Regions from separate parts of the Homo sapiens genome. Here region 2 is linked to region 1. Evidence: read pairs that join two places in POLR2A ChIA-PET (ENCODE). Cell type or tissue: OCI-LY7. All regions are shown on one strand. Links, peaks and the distances in the headings refer to the core of each region. The heading gives the core; the rest is flanking DNA.

Region 1 (2,899 bases), core at 89-2,588:
ACAATGGGGATGAGGATAGGGAAGGAAATGGGTTGACACTAGTGAAGAGCAAGAACATACCTCCAAGCCCTTGGCACCTCTGCCAGCTGTTATTGTTGCCATAGTCATTATCACCATGTCATGATTCACCTCCCTGGCTGCTCCCAGGCCTCCCTCAGGGCGGGGTGGGGAGGAACAAGAACACAAAGACAGGGAGAGCCAGGGTTTGATGCAGAAAGAGCTGGTGTCCCCCACTAGCTCCGAGAGCTTCCTGGGAGGCAGGAAATTCGCCTCTCCTTTTTGGAGGTGTGGAAGTGGGGGCAGAGAGAGGCCACCTGTCCCGGATCGCTCTGCTGGACTCAATCTGGGGCCAGCATTTGACCCCCGCTCACCCTGTTTGCTATGAATGTCAGTTCCCCTCGCTACTGCTGGCTCCCTTCCCCCTCAATGCTCCGTTTCCTGTTCCCTCCAAGGCCCCGTTACACAATTTCCACTGTCTGCTGAAGTTCTAGCTCAAATCCCTCTCGCCGAGACTTTCTGGTCACCAGATTCCAGCAGAACTCAACAGAGACCTCTACCCGCCTGAGCTCCTGACCAGGTTAGAGGGCATCTGGCTCCCAGGCACTGGGTCAAGCTCCAGAGGCATCTCCTGTGTCTGCCCGCGACCCATGGCCCCGCTCAGGGCCTGCCTTCCATCTCCTGGGTCTTCCCCAGTGCAGGTGGGAGCTCTGCTCCCCTGGTAACTGCGAGCCTCTCAACACCACCTTCCTCCTCAGTGTCATCCCCCTCCTGTCTGCCCCCTCTCCCCCAGTGCAGGGGCCATAAAGCCTTCCCCGGAGTCCCACTGCCAGGTCCCACTGCCGGGCCTCCAGGCTTTGCTGCTCCACCTGGGCTCAAGCCTGGCCATACTTTGTTCTAATGACTCTGTCCCCCTGTGGTACACTCTCTACCACAGCCACCCTGGGCTCCCCATACCCACCCCAGGACCTTTCCTCGGGGCTTATCTTAGCTCTGATAAGATCCACCCCTCAGGGCCCACAATCTCAACAGTGTCCTAACCTCGGTAAGAGTCTCTAGCAAGAGGTGCAGCCTGCAAGATGATCTTCGCATTCCTGCGCTCACTTCCTTGAAGATGGGCACCATGGCTTTGGAGTTTGAGACCAGCCTGGCCGACAGGGTGAAACCCCGTCTCTACTAAAAATACAAAAAATTAGCCGGGCGTAGTGGCGGGCGCCTGTAGTCCCAGCTACTTGGGAGGCTGAGGCAGGAGAATGGCGTGAACCCAGGAGGCGGAGCTTGCAGTGAGCCGAGATCCCGCCACTGCACTCCAGCCTGGGCGACAGAGCGAGACTCCGTCTCAAAAAAAAAAAAAAAAAAAAATACAAAAATTAGCTGGGCATGGCAGCACACACCTGTAATCCCAGCTACTCGGGAGGCTGAGGCAGGAGAATTGCTTGAACCCGGGAGGCGGAGGTTGCAGTGAGCCAAGATCGCACCACTGCATTCCAGCCTGGGCGACAGAGCAAAACTCCGTCTCAGAAAACTAAATAATTCCTTGACACACTTGCCATAGTATTTCTGTGTACGGTAGGCACCCAAATTCTATTGTAAAACAAAATATAAAAACACTTAAGTGAATAAATTCTGTAAGAAGCAGGTATCTAAGACATAGACACCAGGCCCTTCCTAACTGGTGAGGTCTGGAGTTCCCTCAGGCCATGTGTGGTCCAGCTGTGATCAGAGTTTGAGATCAAAGAGCAGCTGCCGTCTACCAAGGACGTCTTCCCCATGGAAGACAACCACAGAACCTCCCAGGTCTTTGGAGCCATCCCTGAGACCAGCTAGGAGGCCAAAGGACACTGATGGCATCCTTTCCCCAGAGCTGGTTACAGGTCTGCCTCGGACTCCCCTCGTGGTGGTAGTGTCTGAGCGGATCCTGGCTGCCCAGGGCGGCCGAGTGCAGAATGAGGGTGGAAGAGGAGAGAAAGGCAAGATCGTTACCATCGCTCAGCTCCGAGACTAGGCAGATACTCACAAGAAACAGAAGACTCGAAACCTATAAAAAGACTCCTTTTAAATGGCAGTGACTTGACGTTTGGAGGGCCACAGGCACCTTTGAGAAGTTGGCGGCTGCCACTGTCCACAAAAAAAACACGTACGCGTGCACACACAAACACACACACACACACACACACACACACACACACAACTTCACTTACAGTTTCCGGGCTTGTGACCACCCCCAAACCCGCCAGGCCTATCTCTGGCTGGGTGTTCACACACTCTGGGTTAGGACCCCTCTTTTATAAAGACTGTTCCTCAATTTGCTTCTTAGCGTAAACACACTCTCAACCTGACTTGCTGGGGCTCCGGAAGCTTTCCCTGGGCTCCAGTCTGACCTGGCTGACTGGGGAGTAGCTCAGCCCTCAGTTGTAAGGTGGGAATCATCGGGGCGGGGTCTCTGTGCCCTTCCCTCTGCCGCTGCACAGCCACGTCCCAGCAAATGCACGAGGGCACCAGGGCGTCAGGGCACAGGCTGCAGGGGTCCAGGCAGGTGGGCCCTGGGAGGTCCTGGGGACACCAGCTTCATCCTGCCTGCCACTCTGAGACATCCATGCTCCTGACCATCTCTCCATTGGGAAGTCTGGGTCTGCCCGCCTTCCCTCCTCCCAGCAATCTCAGGGCAGCTCATCTGCCTGCTTACTCCACCCCCCGACACTGAGGTGGTCAGCCTCCACACTTTCTGTTCAGACCCACGGGCAACAAAAACAAAACCTTGGCCAAGCACTCACAATATCAGATATTCATTAAAAAAGTATATATAGGCCGGGCACCGTGGCTCACATCTGTAATCCCAGCACTTTGGGAGGCCAAGGTGGGCAGATCACTTGAGCTCAGGAGTTCGAGACCAGCCTGGGCA
Region 2 (2,899 bases), core at 83-2,582, 800 kb after region 1:
GATCAGTAATGACAAAACTAGGGCATCACAGGGTGGATCCGGGCTATGACCACCTGGACCCACGGGGCACACTTAGCATCACAGGGTGGGCCCAGGCTGTGGCCACCTGGACCCACGGGGCACACTTAGCATCTCAGGGTGGGCCCGGGCGATGGCCACCTGGACCCACGGGGCACACTTAGCATCAGAGGGTGGGTCCGGGCGATGGCCACCTGGACCCACAGGGCACACTTAGCATTACAGGTGCTTCCATGTGGCTCTCACAGCTCTGCCCACGAAGGCTTCTGGCAAAGAAAGATGAGCCTGAATCTAAGGGCGTTTCTGCGGCACAGCTTCCATTTGCAGGAGACACGGGGCGAGGCGACACCACAGAGAGGCAAACAGCAGCGCGATAGGCCACACATTTGCAGGACAGCTGATCTGGTTTCTGCAACAAATCACAAGTGGTGGGAGGAGCAATGGGGGTCGGGGGCGGCGCCTGATCTAGAGTAAGAGAGGTTCAAGAGGCGCCACCACAAAACTTAAACTTTGGGCCTTGTTAGGAACCTGTGTGTTCCATCTGATGGACGTAAGCAAACAATCAGGGGAATGTGATTCTGGATGGGGCCTGAGCGGGTGCCAAGGAATGACTGTTAATTTGAACATTGCCCTAAGGGAACCGCAAGTGTGTTCCAGAGTTTCCCGTACTTGGCGCCTTGCAACCTGAAGTTCATAGGAAGAAAATTTCAGAACGTTTTTGCTACAGGATGGAAAGTGCTTCAGCCACAGGGGAAAAGCAAAGAGAAAGACAACAGCAATGCATGAAACAAGTGTGGCGATTATCGATAAAGTATGTGTGGTGATCACTGATCACGTGTGTGAGTTTATTTGAAAACTTACATTAAAAAATTTTGAGGCCAGACACGGTGGCTCACGCCTGTAATCCCAGCACTTTGGGAGGCCGAGGTGAGCAGATCACCTGAGATCAGGAGTTCAAGATCAGCCTGGCCAACATGGTAAAACCACATCTCTACTAAAAATAAAAATAAATGCAAAATAAGCCGGATGTGGTGGCAGGTGCCTATAATCCCGGCTACTCAGGAGGCTGAAGCAGGAGAATTGCTTGAACCCGGAAGGCGGAGGTTGCAGTGAATCAAGACCGTGCCATTGCACTCCAGCCTGGGCAACAAGAGTGAAACTGTGACTCAAAAAAAAAAAAAATTTTTTTTTTGAAAAGAGACTAGGCATGGTGGCTCATGCCTGTAATCCCAGCACTTTGGGATATCAAGGCAGGAGGATTGCTTGAGGCCAGGAGATCGAGACCAGCCTGGGCAACATGGTGAGACCCTCGTCTCTTAAAAAAAAAAAAAAAATTTGCCTCCCAAGACACATGCCTGTAGTCCCAGCTACTTGGGAGACCTAGGAGAGAGGATTGCCTGAGGCTGGGAAGTTGAGGCTGCAGTGAGCTATGATCAAGCCACTGCACTCCAGCCTGGGTGACAGAGCAAGACTCTGTCTCAAAAAATAAACAAAAATGAAGAAAGACATAACCTTTCTCTTACAGACATGATCAGGCATCATGGAAATCTTATTGCAGAAGTTGCTTGCCCTTCACCCCTGAGCCTCACCTCTCTGTTTCAGGGGATCCGAGTTTAGGGAAGGAAAGTCGAGGGGGCCATTGCTTCTCCCTTGTGGCTGCTGCGCCCACAGCCATGGGCCCCTCACGCTGGGGCTGGGTGCCTGAGCAGAGTCCCTGTGCAGCCCCCACCAAGCTCCAGCATCCTGGACACCTCACGCCAGCCCTCCTGGACTTTGTGCTGGGGATGAGGTCAATATGACAGCCCCCCTGAGGTCTGGTCGCTCCCACACACCCTCCACAGTGGGCAGAATGGTGCCCCCCAAAAGGCCCACATCCTAATCCCGGGACTGTGAATGGGTGACTTTTCATGGCAAAAGGGACATTGCCAGTGTGACCGAGGGTCCTGCGATGGGAGACTCCCCAGGATCATGCAGGTGAACCCAATGGCATTACAAGGGCCCCTGTGAGAGAGAGGCGGGGGTCAGAGCAGACGTGGCTCGAAAGCAGAGGGTGTGGTGACGCCCCAGCCTGGGACTGAGGCCCAGAACGCGGTGGCCTTCAGAAGCCGGGAAAGGCCAGGAGACGGATCTGCCCCCAGCCTCCAGAAGAAGCCAGCCCTGCTGACACCCTGGCTTTAGCCCAGCGCGGCCCCATGGGACTTCTGACCCCCAGAACTCTAAAATAATAAATTGGCATTGTTTTGATCCTTCTGTGGCTGATATGTGTGATGAGGGGGTTTTCACACTCTTGCGTGGGACGTGAAACGTCTTTAGAACAGTGGCACGTTACCTGTCTTACATGGGGAAAAAAGAGGAAAAATAAATACATTTGCATTGTTTTAAACCGCTAAGTTTGTGGTCACGTGTAACAGCAGAAACAGCAAACGGATGTGCCCTCCGAGGCTCCCCTACATGCCTGCGAAGCTCGGGGACGCTGGGGAGGGTCACCTTGGCCATCTGGGAGCAGGTGGTACATCAGGACCCTCCCTCCCTCATCACCACCCTTCCTCCCCCTTCGCCATCCTCAATGGCACGGGAGCCAACCCACAGTGAAGCGGCCGGACAGGCAGGCTGTGCTAATTCTCTGCAAGGCAGAGCTGTTCCTCCAGCCTCAGAATGCAGCCAGCCCCTGCACGGCAGCCTCAAGGGGACAGGACCCCCGTGCTCTCTCCTCTCCTCTTTCCCCTGGCCCCGGCCCTGCCTCTCTGCTCCCTGCCCCCCAGCCCCACTGCCTTGGGCCTCCCTTGAGCTCCCAGGACAGGTCAGCAAATTGCTATGTGTGCATATTTTCTAGGGAGAGTCCACAACCATGGTCAGAGTCCCCGAGTCCAAAAAGAGACAG

The links. ChIA-PET counts read pairs that join two places held together with the same protein. Peaks named below come from ENCODE experiments on the same cell type or tissue, not always from the same donor. Only the 100,000 strongest peaks of a DNase experiment are listed, where the experiment ranks them.
Region 2: POLR2A ChIA-PET joins it to region 1 with 6 read pairs; 2 of 35 experiments call an interaction of 5 or more read pairs at or near these places.

What each region holds. Positions count from the first base shown.
Region 1 is chr17:78,915,914-78,918,812 of GRCh38, forward strand. All of the region lies in intron 1 of TIMP2 (TIMP metallopeptidase inhibitor 2), which reads right to left. Among named protein-coding and RNA genes, the nearest start is that of TIMP2, 8.0 kb to the right of the region's middle. RefSeq lists enhancers at 1-643, 644-1,339, 2,790-2,899. In OCI-LY7, for the core only: no CTCF peak of the experiment used is centred there; no DNase peak of the experiment used is centred there.
Region 2 is chr17:79,711,470-79,714,368 of GRCh38, forward strand. It overlaps LINC02078 (long intergenic non-protein coding RNA 2078), which reads left to right. Exons shown (of 2, transcript NR_109783.1): 2 at 1-848. It also overlaps the pseudogene LOC124904133. Among named protein-coding and RNA genes, the nearest start is that of LINC02078, 5.7 kb to the left of the region's middle. RefSeq lists an enhancer at 1-219. In OCI-LY7, for the core only: no CTCF peak of the experiment used is centred there; a DNase peak (open chromatin) is centred at 1,072; H3K27ac peaks cover 1,206 bases.